Regions from separate parts of the Homo sapiens genome. Here region 1 is linked to region 2. The links are chromatin contacts, found by Hi-C or POLR2A ChIA-PET in ENCODE. All regions are on one chromosome and are shown on one strand. The core of a region is the stretch at or near the end of the contact, and the rest is flanking DNA. Distances in the headings are between cores, read along the strand shown. Region 1 overlaps RAE1 (ribonucleic acid export 1). Region 2 holds the start of PMEPA1 (prostate transmembrane protein, androgen induced 1).

What was found. Hi-C counts contacts between places; a loop is a spot of excess contacts on that map. ChIA-PET counts read pairs that join two places held with the same protein, here RNA polymerase II (POLR2A). Pooled maps may share reads with other maps.
Region 1: a map of CD14-positive monocyte shows a loop between it and region 2 (4-fold over the local background). The contact joins the enhancer-like site here to the promoter of PMEPA1 in region 2. A Hi-C loop is called at or near these places in 4 of 168 maps with a recorded cell type or tissue (CD14-positive monocyte, endothelial cell of umbilical vein, psoas muscle and 1 more) and 10 of 50 pooled maps. POLR2A ChIA-PET finds 5 or more read pairs at or near these places in 1 of 52 experiments (WTC11).

Annotation. Positions count from the first base shown.
Region 1 is chr20:57,373,485-57,376,797 of GRCh38, reverse strand. RAE1 (ribonucleic acid export 1) reads right to left here. Exons shown (of 12, transcript NM_003610.4): 9 at 3,217-3,313; 10 at 3,060-3,135; 11 at 1,997-2,191. It overlaps LOC124904938 (a long non-coding RNA gene), which reads left to right. Exons shown (of 2, transcript XR_007067671.1): 2 at 1-558. Among named protein-coding and RNA genes, the nearest start is that of RBM38, 16 kb to the left of the region's middle. RefSeq lists an enhancer at 1,321-2,318. Within about 2 kb of position 1,842, at least 9 of the 41 ENCODE cell types and tissues checked have a DNase peak (open chromatin) inside an H3K27ac peak, as active enhancers do; they include CD14-positive monocyte, where a contact is called at or near this core.
Region 2 is chr20:57,708,143-57,711,616 of GRCh38, reverse strand. PMEPA1 (prostate transmembrane protein, androgen induced 1) reads left to right here and starts at 1,602. Exons shown (of 4, transcript NM_020182.5): 1 at 1,602-2,143. The coding sequence starts at 2,035. NKILA (NF-kappaB interacting lncRNA) reads right to left here and starts at 1,434. Exons shown (of 1, transcript NR_131157.1): 1 at 1-1,434. RefSeq lists silencers at 1,201-1,320, 1,341-1,770 and an enhancer at 2,609-3,220.

The DNA.
Region 1 (3,313 bases), core at 593-3,092, 340 kb after region 2:
GAATTTTGATGCAGCTGCTGGGATGAGTATGCAAAGAGGAGATTCAATGAAGAGCCCGATGTGGGAGCTGAGGCCTCGGGCTCCACGCACGCCACAGCCTGTCCACCCCCAGCCAGGCAGAACCAAAAAAGTACACTCTTGTCACAAAACTGAGTGCATGGCTTACACAGGTGAATGGATAAACAAATGGCACACCCCACCCGGGAATACTACCCAGCACTGAAAAGTAACGGACAAGTGATTCACTCAACAGCATGGGTGAATTTCAAAATCCTTATGCTGAGGGAAAGAAGCTGGGGCGAGGGGAAAATGTAGCGTAGGGCTCCACTTATATAAAATTCTAGAAAATTCAGACTAGTCCATAATGCCAGAAAACAGATCCATGGTTTTGTGTGTGCGTAAGGGAAGATTACAGTAATATACACAAAAACCTTTCGGGGAGATGACTATGGTGATAGTTTCATGGGTATTTACAGATGTTGAAACTGATCAAATTGTACACTTTAAACAATGACTGTATTTCAATTGTACCTCAATAAAGTTGCTTTAAAAAAAGAACACAGCTTCATGGCTCACACAGCAAACCCTCAAACAGGGAAACACAGAAGCAGCAGCAGGCCTGGAGGGGTCAGAGGGATGGAAGGCAATCAGCTGGACTTCTGTGTCTAAGTTCGGGGCCTCAGGGAGACTCAGGTGCAGCCACGCTCCTGAGACTGGGAAATACTAAAGGTGGAGCGGGCAGGGCCCGAACCAAGGGACGTCTCCAGTCACTGGCTTGTGTGGCAGCAGGTGTCTTGGGAATGCAAAGCGCTGTTTAGAGCCCTGTGGTGGCCCCCCAGGCTGAGATAGCGGGGGGCCAGCAAGGCAAGAGGGGCAGGAGACAGGAGCTGGCAGGAGGACAGGAACCACAGCCCAAAGCAGAATAAACCAGGACATGGCCAAGAAGCAGGGAGGAGAGCTGTATGGAACAGGAAGGGACGGGTGAGTGACCGGCACAGACAGAAAGGAAGCTTCTGGACTGGATGAGGAGGACGTGGCCACAGGGACTCTGAGTACAGCTGCAAGAGGCCAGAAAGTACCTGGCAGTGGACTGAGGAGGGGCCAGAGCACAGGGAACCAAGAGGGTAGGTGCTGACACCACTCTCTCGATAGCCTTAATATACATGGAAATGGTTCCTCGAGCCTTCCATGCTTAGACAGAGGGGAGGAGCTGGTGGACGGGGACAGAAGACAGTGGGAGAAGGCCCAGAAAAGAGCCATGAGGGTGGAAGGAGACGGGGTCAGCGCAGGCAGACATGAGGTGAGCGGGAAAGACACTGCAGGCCACTGGAAGCCCCTCCTATGTGAAGCAGGTGACCTCCCCATCGGAAGCCAGGGCAGGGTAGGGAAAAGTCTAGAAGGCTGTTGTGGGCAAAGGGCAGAGTGGGGTGGGAGGAGAATGATGAAAACCACAAATACAATGATGACAACCTCTCCAGAAGAGCTGAGCAGTGGAGAAACACGCAGGCTGGTTGAAAGCCAACACACTTCCCATGGGGTTGGGCAGAGTACCCGAGTCTACACATTTCACCATCATGCCCAAAGGCCTCAAAAATGCAGCCCCACTCCTGCCAGCTCCTAACTCCCCCTGCCCAAACCACCAGCCAACCAAGCAACCAACAGCACCCAGGCGAAAGCTCCATGACCCGCCCTGCCACCCCCTTCATAAAGTGCAGCCCCCGGCTTGCCTGTGCTTCTGTGCCCAGGAACAGAGCAGCCCGTAATGGCTCACACTGGCCGAGCACTTCCTGTGTGCTGGGTTCTGGCCAAAGGCTGTACTGAATCCCCACAACCATTTGAGGAAGTCCTGCAATTTCCCCTTACAGGGAGGGGACGGTGACCTGCCCAAGGACACACGTGAGTCCTGAGAAGAGTCACAACTCAGGCCTAGGCCTTCTGAACCCAGAGCCTGGCTCTGCTGCCTTGGAGCACCCAGAGCAGGCCCGGGAGTTCTCACCTTTGACCAGTCGTAGCTGGAAGCGTATGCAAATATGTTTCCATTGTGATTGAAACAGCAAGCTGAGATGGGCTGATCTAACTGTTCCGAAGTTTTTAGTTTTGTTCTGGCATCTTTGTCCCAGAAGCTGAATCTACCATCAGATCCCACAGTTGCAAGGGTGCCATGAACAGGATGGAACGCGATTCCATTTACCTGCAAGGATTGACATGCACAATGAGAAGCCAGGCAGAGGGGCGCAGAGAAGGTTCCACCCACGCACACTTCCTGCTTGAGTTAGGAAACAAAGCGCACAGGTACATTTCCTTCCAGCTGCTGCCCGCTGATAGCAAGAGAAACTATCCAGGCTTCCTCCATCAAATGCCAGCCCAGAACCCAATCTTGCCTCCTGTGAGGGCTGCACACCAGAGAAAGTGAGCATGTGGACAGCAAGAAACAAGGAGCAGACCTCAGGAAAATGTTTCTTTTGAGCAAACAGATTTCTCAGTCTGAGCTGTGGGTGTGAACTGTCTACCAGCGCTCCTGAGGGAGGGAGAAGACTCTCGGCAAAACATCCTAAGCTTATGTTCAGAAACAAATACACAACACTGCTAGTTAGGCGGCACGTTAACACAGAAAACAAGGCCAAGTGCGGTGGCTCACGCCTGTAATCCCAGCACTTTGGGAGGCCGAGGCGGGCAAATCACAAGGTCAGGAGTTCGAGACCAGCCTGGCCAATATGGTGAAACGCCGTCTCTACTAAAAATACAAAAATTAGCTGGGCGCCTGTAGTCCCAACTACTTGGGAGGCTGAGGCAGGAGAATCGCTTGAACCCAGGAGGCGGAGGTTGCAGTGAGGTGATATCACGCCACTGCACTCCAGCCTGGGCGACAGAGCGACTCCGTCTCAAAAACAACAACAAAAATCCACAGAAACCTGAAGCCTACAGCATAAGCCACTTATCTCCGGACATGAACACACAAGCTCTTCAGTGATGAGTCTTTTCTGATCCCACAATTCCTCAGCCACCTCCAAGTCTGGTTTCCAGATGTATTACCACGGTTAAAGTGTCTAAAAACGTACCGCATAAATGTCCTGAGGAGCTGAAGTGTTGGTTCCATTAGATCGATGACATTTAAAGGTGAAGTTATCTTTGGCGCTGAAAGACAAAGGTTCATGTAAGTCTTCCTTTGTTAAAAAAAGTCCAGTGAAATCTGCAAGCTGACAGAGTCACACTTACGGGTTCGGGGGGTTGATATAGTGAATAGCAACTCTCCCCTCGATACTTCCCAGGGCAAAACCAGTAGGCTTGTTCTGTTTGTCTTTAAAAATAGCCA
Region 2 (3,474 bases), core at 353-2,852:
CGGGGCCTGGGTCCTGACCTAGTGCTGGCTGTGGCTCCAAGAGTGAGCTTCTCCTCCCAAACAGAAGACGGTCAGTGCCTCTGAACCTCCCTCTGGGCTGGGCACGCTTGGACTCCTCCAAAGAGCTTGGACCAGCCTGAGCCACATCCCTGGGCTTGACTTCTCCAGAACAAGCCTCCTGGTCTTTCTGGGAGAGCTCTGGCAGCATCACTGTGCCTGTGCAGGGAGAGCGGGAACCCACTTCCTGCACCGGCTTTCTCTGAGTTCTTCAGGATGAATTCGCTCTGGTCTAGGTAAGTTCTACCCCGAGGCCACCTTCACTTCCCAAATTCCAGCTTTTCCTTCTCTATCCAAACTGTTACAAACACAGTAACAATAATTTTTAAAAGCTTTTTTTTTCTCTGAACACACTAAGTCCCTGCTAATTACTGAAACTCCAGGCATTACAGGAATATGTGGACACTTAAAGAATCAGGACTACGTGGGAGAGGGGGAGGCAGCTCCCCAGGGTCCTGGGTTGGCACACAGGCTCCACCACTGTGTGACTTTCAACAAGCGACTTCCTTGACCAGCTGCCCGCTCTGTAAAATGGGGAGAGTAATATTCGGCCACACTGAGTCGGTGTCAGGTTGAGTTAATATTTGGAGAGTTTCTGGCACAGGTAGGTGCTCCTTAAGTGCCTGTTAAATAAGTGAAGCTTTGAGAAAGTGTCTAAAAGGCGACACACTAAATTTTTAAGAGGCTGGAGGTGGGCCAGGGAGGGGAGGTCTCTTATGTAATATTTTAATATCTTTTTAAACCTGAAGAATGTGTTCTTGTAGCACTCCTGTAATTAAAACTTAATGAACTAAAAGTACACCCCTCCTGCTCATACCCCTTTTGAACTCCGCAGCCGCGCCCCCCAGCCGGAGGCCCCTTGGGCAGCAGACAATGGGTGTGGATTCGCCCCAGGTCCCGCCGGCTGGGGCGGCGACAATACACCAGTCCCCGACAGCTATTTACATGACAAGGGCTTCCGGGCGTGTCTACGCGAGTTCCCGTCTTTCCTGGTCGTCCTCCTTGGGTTCGGGTGAAAGCGCTTGGGGGTTCAGTGGGCCATGATCCCCGAGCTGCTGGAGAACTGAAGGCGGACAGTCTCCTGCGAAACCAGGCAATGGGTGATCCATCTTGGGGGCTTCCTCCCCCTTTCTCCAATTTCTCTTCCCTGAGCCCCCAGGGACCTTGTGCTCCTCAGAAGATAGGCTAGCCCCAAGAGCCTGGGTCAAGGACCCCAGGGACGGGGGCGAGGGGAGGGCGCACCAGCAACCCGCCCGGGTGCGGCTGGCACCGAGTTCGGCTCCCCGGCCCCGGGCGTGCGCCGGGCAGGCGTTCCAAGCTGACCGCCGTTGGGGAGAGGGCACAGCGCCCCTCCTCCGTTGCGCGGGTGCCGGGTCTACGTGGGCCGCCTAGCTCTGGCCCTTTAAGAGCCCGCCCCGTTTCCCGTCACCCCGCCCCCCGGCTCGGGGAGGGGGTGCGGGGGAACCTCGGCGGGGATTGGCGCAGCGCGCGCCCCCTCCCCGGCCCCCGCGCGGTGGGAACCGGCAGCCCCGTCTAGCGCTGACGTCAGACCGTCTGCCTGCCTCCGACCGCGGTCTCGGAGCGAAACCCGATCTCCTTGGACTTGAATGAGGAGGAGGAGGCGGCGGCGGCGGCGGCGGCGGAGGCGCTCGGCTGGGGAAAGCTAGCGGCAGAGGCTCAGCCCCGGCGGCAGCGCGCGCCCCGCTGCCAGCCCATTTTCCGGACGCCACCCGCGGGCACTGCCGACGCCCCCGGGGCTGCCGAGGGGAGGCCGGGGGGGCGCAGCGGAGCGCGGTCCCGCGCACTGAGCCCCGCGGCGCCCCGGGAACTTGGCGGCGACCCGAGCCCGGCGAGCCGGGGCGCGCCTCCCCCGCCGCGCGCCTCCTGCATGCGGGGCCCCAGCTCCGGGCGCCGGCCGGAGCCCCCCCCGGCCGCCCCCGAGCCCCCCGCGCCCCGCGCCGCGCCGCCGCGCCGTCCATGCACCGCTTGATGGGGGTCAACAGCACCGCCGCCGCCGCCGCCGGGCAGCCCAATGTCTCCTGCACGTGCAACTGCAAACGCTCTTTGTTCCAGAGCATGGAGATCAGTGAGTGACCCCACGCCCCCCTCCCCGGAGACTCCATCGGGCTCGGACCCTATGTCGGGGCACAGCTGCGAGCGGGGGTCCGGGCCCTGCGCGCCCCCTCGGACCGAACGCCCTGCGCCCGGGCAGCGCCCGCCGCGCCCCGGGCGCGCCCTCCCGGCTCGCGGCAGCTGGCGGCCGGCCCGGCTTTGTCCCGCGGCGCTGCGAGCCTGGCACGGCCCCCGCTGTCCGCGCCCCGCCCGCCCGGACTCGGACCCGGGGCTCAGCGGCGGCGCACGGCGCGGGAGGGTTGGGGCGGGCGGATCCGTGAAGTTTCCATTTTATTTCCCTGAGGGCAGTCGCGATGGAGCATTTAGGCCGGCTCTTTATCAACTTTGGGCGGGGGTGGAGGGGCGTGTGAGACACTGTCTGGTCTGCGAGGTGTCTGGGGCTCCGGGCGTGTGTCTGGAGTGTTCGCGGCGCTGTGTCTCGGGCTCTGAGTGGATGTCCGTGCGTCTGTGGAGTGTGCGTGGCTGCGTGGCTCTGTCTGGGTCTTCGGCGTCTCTCGGGGTGTCTGGGGGTCTGAGTCGCGGTCTTGCCCAAGAGTGCGTGTCACCGAGTCTTCCTGCCTCTCTCTGTGTGTCTTTCCCGTGTCCGGGCCGGGGTGCCTTTCTTGAGCGTGTCCATCTTTCTGGGGGTCTGGTCTGGTTGGGCCGGATCTGGGGACCGTGTGTGTCCAGGTGTCTGAATCCAGGGCTCAGCTCTGGCCCGTCTGGCCCAGCGTGGATCTTGAATGTGTGTGTGTCATTGTGCCAGTGTCTGTGTCCCCGACGCACCTATAAATAGCCTCTGTCTGGACAGCTTGGTTCAGTCTGGCTGAGACCATGGTTACAAAGGAGTCAAAGTTTGGGGCTGTTTGTGTTTGGGACTGCCTGGCCCTAAATAAGGGATCAGTGGACCAACGGTGGGGAGTGGGGTTTTGAACCTTGTCGCTAACGCAGCCGCCTGGGCACCCAAAAGTTCAGATAAGTAAGTCTCTACCTCCTGCACACACAGCCCACCTAGGTGGACATTTGGTTGAGTGGAGAATTGAACCACTACCTCCCGGGTTCTGGCTTCTAGCTTCTAGCCTACACCTTGTCCCCCAGCCCACCTTTTCGGGGACCTTTTGCTTCCCTGAGCTTTAGTTTCCCCATCCCCACCCTGAAGAAGCACGCCAGGTGAAGGGGCACACAGTCCTTCCCTGCTGGGGGCCAGGCTGCCCCTAGCTGGGGCCCGGAGCTGAGAAGCAGCCGCTGTGGAATGAAGGCAGTGTCTGGGCGGCTCATAAGCAAGTGTCCGCAGGCGGCTGCCAG